Linked DNA regions of Homo sapiens: region 1 is linked to region 2. Evidence: read pairs that join two places in POLR2A ChIA-PET (ENCODE). Cell type or tissue: B cell. All regions are shown on one strand. Region 1 overlaps RASIP1 (Ras interacting protein 1). Region 2 overlaps GYS1 (glycogen synthase 1).

The links. Peaks named below come from ENCODE experiments on the same cell type or tissue, not always from the same donor. Only the 100,000 strongest peaks of a DNase experiment are listed, where the experiment ranks them.
Region 1: POLR2A ChIA-PET joins it to region 2 with 6 read pairs; 9 of 35 experiments call an interaction of 5 or more read pairs at or near these places.

Annotation. Positions count from the first base shown.
Region 1 is chr19:48,723,480-48,727,479 of GRCh38, forward strand. RASIP1 (Ras interacting protein 1) reads right to left here. Exons shown (of 12, transcript NM_017805.3): 6 at 3,914-3,951; 7 at 3,528-3,679; 8 at 3,306-3,409; 9 at 1,238-1,481; 10 at 858-1,030. Among named protein-coding and RNA genes, the nearest start is that of MAMSTR, 5.8 kb to the left of the region's middle. In B cell, no CTCF peak of the experiment used is centred here; DNase peaks (open chromatin) are centred at 1,572, 2,072 and 3,272; H3K27ac peaks cover 737 bases.
Region 2 is chr19:48,985,260-48,989,259 of GRCh38, forward strand. GYS1 (glycogen synthase 1) reads right to left here. Exons shown (of 16, transcript NM_002103.5): 3 at 1,935-2,126; 4 at 591-776; 5 at 202-346. Among named protein-coding and RNA genes, the nearest start is that of GYS1, 6.0 kb to the right of the region's middle. RefSeq lists a silencer at 3,193-3,375. In B cell, no CTCF peak of the experiment used is centred here; no DNase peak of the experiment used is centred here.

The sequences.
Region 1 (4,000 bases), 260 kb before region 2:
AACTCGGGAGGCGGAGGTTGGAGTGAGCCGAGATCATGCCATTGCACTCCAGCCTGGGTGACAGAGTGAGACTCCGTCTCAAAAAAAAAAAAAAAAAAAGGAAAAATAAGTGAAATCAAGCGACCTGTCCTACCTGATTCTGTTTCCTCATCCAAAAAACAGTCAGTCACCTACTTCGATGGGGCTTTGTCAGCATTAAACTAGAAGTGCTAAACAGGGTGCCTGGCAGGTAGTTCATGTTCAATGAATGTTTTAATCATCATGTTCCTTTGTCTCATACCACACTTTCTGACTCAGCATGTCTGAGTGAGGGACCCTGGAAACTTTTTTTTTTTTTTTTTTTCTGGAGACAGGGTCTCGCTCTGTCGCCCCGGCTGGAGTGCAATGGTGCAATCTTGGCTCACTGCAGCTTCTGCCTCCCAGGTTCCAGCGATTCTCCTCCCTCAGCCTCCAGAGTAACTGGGATTACAGGCGTGCGCCATCAAGCCTGGCTAATTTTTGTATTTTTAGTAGAGACAGCGTTTCGCCATGTTGGCCAGGCTGGTCTCAAACTCCTGGCCTCAAGTGATCCACCTACTTAGGCCTCCCAAAGTGTTGGGATTATAGGCGCGAGCCACTGCTCCTGGCCTGGAAACTATTTTTAATAAGTTCCACCAGGATTCAGACACAGCCGAGTTTAGTCATTGTTGGTGCTGGCTTCCTTCTACCTGCCAATGTGTTACCCACAGTGTCTGAGCTGGGGCTGGGGATGGCATGGGGTTCAAGGGGAGCTCTGACGGTGAGCTGAATATAGAAGGTGGCTGAGGGGGGTTGAGGAGTCAGAGGTCAGGGGTCAGGTATAGCTGACCAGGAGTCACCTTGAGCAGGGAAGTGCGGGGCACACAGAGCAGGTTCACAGCCATGGAGAGTTTCCGGAAGAACTCAGTGGCAATGTCGCCCAGCCCAGCTCCCTGTAGCCAGTCCAAGACGAGGTCCAGGTTGGTTCGGATTTGAACAGCTCGGGACCATTGATAGAAAGGCCGGCCTTGACCTGTGGGTGTTAAAGGTATGAGAGGCAGTTGGTTGGCTGGACTCTGTGCTCCTGCCTCCCAGACTCTTCCTATCCTTCAGCCTGGGATCTGGAGCTTGTTCTCCAGGGTACCCAAAGGTGAGGCTTGAGCCCGTGGTGTGTCTAATATGACCTGAGTCTCAGTGGCTCCTGTCTTTGCCTCCCTGACAGCTCCCAGCCAACCTTCACCTCGTTCCATCAGCGAGTTGAGAAGGGATGCGTTGGAGAAGAAGAACAAGTAGCCAAAAGTCTGAGACACGAGGTCAGGGTGCAGCTCGCACTGGCTGGTCAGCTCCAAGGCTGCCTGGAACACGCCCAGGGTAGGTCTCAATCCTGGAGGCATGGCCCCCAGCTCCGCGCCAGGCCCCGGCAGCTCTGCACCAGCTGTGAAAGGGTTACTATCCAGGAGAGCAGGCAGCGTTGAATAGAGAGTCTGAGAAAATAGAGAAGTGGAAACAAGTGATTGGACTACAACTCCCAGGAAGCTTCAGGGTAATAGAGCATGAAGATAGTGGGGAGCTCCACCAAAGTCTTCTGGGAGTTGTAGTCCATTCTACAGTCAACACCCAAAGGGTCTCCGTGAGCAAATCCCTACTTGATAGAAGGGTATACAAGTTTCTCGAGTATTTTAAGATCACCTCTTGTGCATTGTGGGACTTGTAGTTCTCAGCAGAGACAGCTCAAGGAGGACAAAGGATACTGGACAAAGAGTTCCCTTTCAGTCAAAGAATTATTCATCCTGAATTCCCAAAGGAAAGAAAAAGAATGGAGAGTCAGGAAGTGGGAGTGGGATGGCAGTTTGCCAGTGGAAAATGAGATCAGGCCAAGGACAGGAAATGAGGTCAGAAACAGAAGAAATAAACGCACACTTGGCAGGAATGTACAGGAAGTGAAGGAGGAAAGGGCTTCACAATCCAGGCTGCTAGAGGAACTTAGAGACTGATAGTTAGCTGTCCCAAAAGATCCTCTCTCATTCTTGCACATAGGGCATCAAGCCCACCATAAGCCAGAAACCCTGAGAATGCCAAGAAGTGGTGTTAAGGTCAAGGGTAATGGGGGGGAAACTGGGGCAGAAAGCAGGCCCTTCCAGGAAGGGCACTCAGAGAAAAAGATCTGTCGTTCTGAAAGGGAAGTGAATTCAGAGCTGTAGGAAGTGAGGTCAGCAAGCGAAGGAAGTGGGGCCTGATGAAAGAGGATCTTCAGTTTAAATCACAGTTCCTGGCACTATTTGATCTCTAGCTATCTATCAATCATTTATCTATCTATTATATATGAAACTTAACAGTGACTGAAGAGTAGACTTAGAAAGTGGGAGATTCAGAAGGTGGTAATGGTGATGTTACCAAGTAGTGAGGTCAGCCTGTCAAAAGTGGTGATGATTACTTTTTTTTTTATTTCGTTTAATTTTATTTTACTTTTTTGAGATGGAGTCTGTCTCTGTCGCCCTGGAGTGCAATGGTGCGATTTCAGCTCACTGCAACCTCCGCCTCCCGGGTTCAAGCGATTCTCCTCCCTCAGCCTCCTGAGTAGCTGGGATTGCAGGCACGCGCTACCATACCCAGCTAATTTTTGTATTTTTAGTAGAGACGGGGTTTTACCATGTTGGTCAGTCTGGTCTCAAACTCCTGACCTCGCGGTCTGCCCACCTTGGCCTCCCAAAGTGCTGGGATTACAGGCGTGAGCCACTGCATCCGGCGTTATATTACTCTTTTGAGACAGAGTCTCGCTCCATCTCCCGGGTTGGAATGCAGTGGCATGAAGTAATCTTGGTTCACTGCAACATCCGCCTCCCAGGTTCAAGTGATTCTTGTGCCTCAGCCTCTCCAATAGCTGGGATTATAGGCGCAGGCCACCATGCCTGGCTAATTTTGTATTTTTAGTAGAGATGGGGTTTCACCATGTTGGCCAGGCTGCTCTCAAACTCCTGACCTCAAGTGATCCACCCGCCTTGACCTCCCAAAGTGCCGGGATTACAGATGTGAGCCACCGCGTTTGCCCAGGTGATGATTACAAAGGAAAAGAAGCCAGAAAGGCAGGAAGTGATGTAAGCTCTAACAAGTGGTGTCAGAACAGCAAAGTCCTTGGGTGAGATGGGATGTCATGTCAGAGAAAAGCAGAAAATCTTGAGTCAAATAGTGACATCAGAGCCACACAGTGTAGTTCAAACAAGAAGTGATGTTACCACAAACAGGAAGTGATATTACGTGAAACAGGAAGTGATGCTATGTCAAACAGGAAGTAAGAGGCAAGGGCCAACCTTGGTGAGGTAGTAGACAGACTGCTGGAAGGTACACATGATGACCTCATCCAGGAGGGCCATGGCCTCATCACATAATTCCAAGTCATTGCAGAGCTGTGGGTCTGAGGACAGGCTTGGGGTTAAGAGGGAGAACCAGAAGTCGGCAGCCAGGAGCCCAGGTCCCCAGGTGCAGGGCATGATGGGAGACTTGGACAAGCCTGAGCCTGAGTCAGAGCTCACCCTCTTGGTCAGCCTCCTTCTCCATTTCCAGCACCTTCTCCTGCACAAAGCTAAGCAGCTCCGTGGTGTTGGCCATCCACAGCATGAGTGGCCGCAGCTCCACAGACACAGCTTCAGGAGTCAGGGGCACCTCGGGGACCCCCTCAGGGTGGCTTGAAAAAGAGGAAGGAATTTGTGATCCCTGCCCAACCCTCATCATAGTTTACAAACCCCAAGATCTAAGTCTAAGTGGGAGAGCAAGACCAACTCCCATTGCGCAGCTGGAAAAGTTGAGCGCAAGGAGAAGCAGAAACTTGCACTGGGGCATGCATGGGGTGAACACAGAACTAGACGCAAAACCCAACCCCTGCATCCCTCCAGACCACTCTGCTCAGAATTTCTCTTACTTTTCTGGCTGACGGTCTCCAATTTCCTTAATCTTTTCCTGTGGAACAGTAAGATCAGAATCAAGGTGAGGGGGATCCACTGAGGGG
Region 2 (4,000 bases):
TTCCCGGGCTCAAGTGGTTCTCCTGCCTTGGCCTCTCAAAGTGCTGAGATTACAGGTGTGAGCCACCATGCCCAGCCGAAATACGTTTTCGGTTTATGCTATTTCAACTTACAGTGGGCTTCTTGGGCTGAGGAGCAACTGGCTTTGGCATAGACAGCTGCCTACCTCATTCACGTCTGGGGACTTCAGCCCAGCCCCTACCTGGTTTCCTCTTGAGCAAGTGCTGTGCCTCGATGGCGGTGATCTGGGACACAGTAGTGAAGACGTGAGCGCAGTGGGCTGCCGCCCTTTCCATGCAGTATCGGTGGTAGATCTGCCTCTCCCCTGCTTCCTTGTCCACGTTGAACTGGGTGGGAGGGGACAGCAGTCCGGTTAGAAGGATTGGGGAGAAGACTCTGGAGGTCCAGACACTGGGGTCCCAAGAGAAATTGGTGCTGGGGGCTGGATTCCTGGGTCTGAGGTAGGAGGGGTCTGGGGACTTGGACTCCTGGATCCTGGGAGAAGAGGGGGTGCCATCCCCTTGGGCCCCCCAGAGCTTTGGGTTTTCCTGGCATACTCGCAGTCCCCCATCTGCCACGGTCCCAGCTCACGTTCTCCAGGTTGTTGTAGAAGTCCACGGCACCGGCACACAGGTAGCGCCCCAGCAGCGTGGCATGGGTGGTGAAGATGGTTGCTACAGGCAGTCGCCGGGCACGACACAGGCAGAGTCCAACGCCTGCCAACCACTCATGGAAGTGAGCAACCACATGTGGCTTCTCCTCACTCTGTGCCAGGAACTGTGGGCAACAGGGACAGGGCCACTGTCTCCACGAGTGTTGGGAAAAGAATCGGCAATCCCCAGTAGGGACAAGGACTCGGGGAGAGGTCAATCTGTCACCACTACTGCACAGAGTGGGCAGCGGCCCACTGCAGCAATCCCAACCGGACAGGGACCTGTAAATCCCTGAGGCAGCCCAGGCTGGTCTTGAACTCCTGGGCTCAAGTGACTGCCTCCTCAGGGGTTGACAGGAACTGAGGATTTTTTGGCCAACCATCTAAGTCCTGGCAGGGTTAGATTGGACAGACTGAAGTTTTCATGTTCCCAGGTCCTGGACATAGTTTCCAAAGACCCCTTGTCTCAAGGGTACGCTGTCTGCACCCAACATTGGCAAAGGGACTACAACTCCCAGAATGCCATAGGAGCAGCCAGTTCCTCAATTATTTGTCCCAGGGCATGAGAAATTAAGCTTCTTTTTTTTTTTTTCTTTTTCTTTTTTTTTTTGAGACAGTGTCTCACTCTGTGGCCCAGGCTGGAGTGCCGTGATGCAATCTCAGCTCACTGCAATTCCCGCCTCCCAGGTTCAAGCAATTCTCCTGTCTCAGCCTCCCAAGTAGCTGGGATTTGGGATTACAGGTGCCCACCACCACACCCAGCTAATTTTTTTGTATGTTTAGTAAAGACGAGGTTTGGCCATCTTGAACTCCTGGCCTCACGTGATCTTCCCCCATCGGCCTCCCAAAGTGCTGGGATTACAGGCATGAGCCACCGTGCCCAGCCTGGAAACTAAGCTTCTTGAGCCTCTTAAAACCTAGAAGGGGGTCAAAACCAGGTCAGGCTGGGGATTCATGAGCATCCAGGGCAGCATCTGAGAGCTGAGTCCAGCAATATCACACTAGAGAACTACAACTCCTAGAATTCCTCGGGCAAGCCCGCCAGCCTCACTTTGAGGCTGATTCCAAGAATCCCTATGCTTGGAAGACTAGAGTAAATGAAGTTGGCATCGAGAGTAGAGCCTGGGCCCTTGGATGTTCATGTCCTCAAAGGCCAGAGCTAATCCTTGGATTAAAGGACCCTATGACTCCCAGAATGCCCAGGGAGAAGCCCATCCTCTGGCCCAGGGGCTGATGGTCATTGTAGTTTCAGGTATGGGTGGAATGTGTCAGACGGGGCCTACCTCACCCAGGAACCAGGTGGTCAGAAAGCCAAAGAGGACAGCGTCGTTGGCCTCGCGGTCGTACCACGGCACTCCGATGTTGCAGGTATCCCAGAGCTCTCCCTTCCAGCGCTCCAGGGCCCAAGCTGAGGCACCCACGTCCAGGAGCACCACCAGAGGGCCTCCCTCGATCAGCCAGCGCCCGAAATACACCTGGGATGGGGTTGGGGAGGCACCATAGGGAGGCTCTGGGCTTCAGCCTCATATCTTCACTCATCCGTGGTTCTCCCATTTGCAGGCAGATGTCTATAGACTTAAGCCTCAGCTCTCTTATCTTCTGTTTCCATATCTGCTGCTAATTTCTCACCTGCTGCCTTAGCCTTACTTCTCTATTTGCATGATTTATTCCTGCTACACATTTTTTCCATCTCTGTTGCAATATTTTCCGTGCCCCCTGCTTACTTTCTTTCTTTCTTTTTTTTGAGATGGAGTCTCACTCTGTGGCCCAGGCTGGAGTGCAGTGGTGCGATCTCAGCTCACTGCAACCTCTGTCTCCCGGGTTCAAGCAATTCTCCTGCCTCAGCCTCCCAAGTAGCTGGGATTACAGGCACCCGCTCCCACACCTGGCTAATTTTTTTTTTTTCTTGAGACGGAGTCTGGCTCTGTTGCCCAGGCTGGAGTGCCGTGGCATGATCTCGGCTCACTGCAACCTCTGCCTCCTGGGTTCACACCATTCTCCTGCCTCAGCCTCCCGAGTAGCTGGGACTACAGCGGCCCGCCACCACGCCCGGCTACTTTTTTTTGTATTTTCAGTAGAGACGAGGTTTCACTGTGTTAGCCAGGATGATCTCCATTTCCCGACCTTGTGATCCGCCCGCCTCGGCGTCCCAAAGTGCTGGGATTACAGGCGTGAGCCACCGCACCCAGCCTCCTGTTTAATTCCTGTAACTGCTACCCTTCTCCCACTCGCTGCCTCCTTTCTCTGCTTATAACCACATATGTCACATGTCCTGTGTCTATGCCCCCACTGCCCTGTCTGGCCACTCTGCAAATCATTTCCCCTACCTGCTGCCTTGTTTCTGTACTTGCTGCCACATTTCTCTTACCAACCATCTGCATCTCCCACTGTCTTTTCTTTCTGATGCTAATTCCTTCCACGGGATGCTTCTTTTTTGTTTTCAGACAGGGTCTCGCTCTGTTGCCCAGGCTGGAGTGCAGTGGTGTGAACATGGTTCACTATAGCCTCAACCTCCCTGGCTCAGTCAATCCTCCCACCTCACCTCCTACAGGCGTGGGCCACCATGCCAGGCTGATTTTTTAATTTTTTGTGGAGATGGGGTCTCACTATGTTGCCCAGGCTGATCGTGAACTCCTGCGTTCAAGCAGTTTTCTTGCTTAGCCTCCCAAAGTGTTGAGATTAGAAGTGTGAGCCACCTAAAGCAGGCCCTTTTTTATTTTCAGAGACGGGGTCTTGCTCTGTCCTCCAGCCTGGAAGGGAGTGGTGCAATTACGGTTCACTGAAGCTTCGATCTCCCAGGCTCAAGCAATCCTTCCACCGCAGCTTCCCACGTAGCTGGGACCACAGGCACAAGGTATCACATCCCGGCTAATTTTTAACTTTTTTGTAAGGACAGGGTTTCACCATGTTGCCCAGGCTGGTCTCAAACTCCTGGCCTCAGCCTACCAAAGTGCTGGGATTACAGGCGTGAGCTACTGCACCCAGCCTGTAATGATTCTCTTACTGTTCATGCTGCCACTTTTCTTCCCCATGATGCCTTGTTTCTGTTCCTTTCATCACATATCTGTCACCTGCGACCTCTTTCCTCTATCCATAGGCCCATTTTGTAGTCCACAGCCTCCTTCCTTCCTTCCTTGCTTCCTTCCTTCCTTCCTTCCCTCTCTCCCTCCTTCCCTCCCTCTCTCCTTTTTCTTTCTTTCTTCCATTTTTTTTTGTTTGTTTTTGTTTTTGACAGGGTCTCACTCCGGTCACCCAGGCTGGAGTGCAGTGGTGCAATCATGGCTCACTGGGCTGGGCGCGGTGGCTCACGCCTGTAATCCTAGCTCTTTGGGGGGCCGAGGCGGGCGGA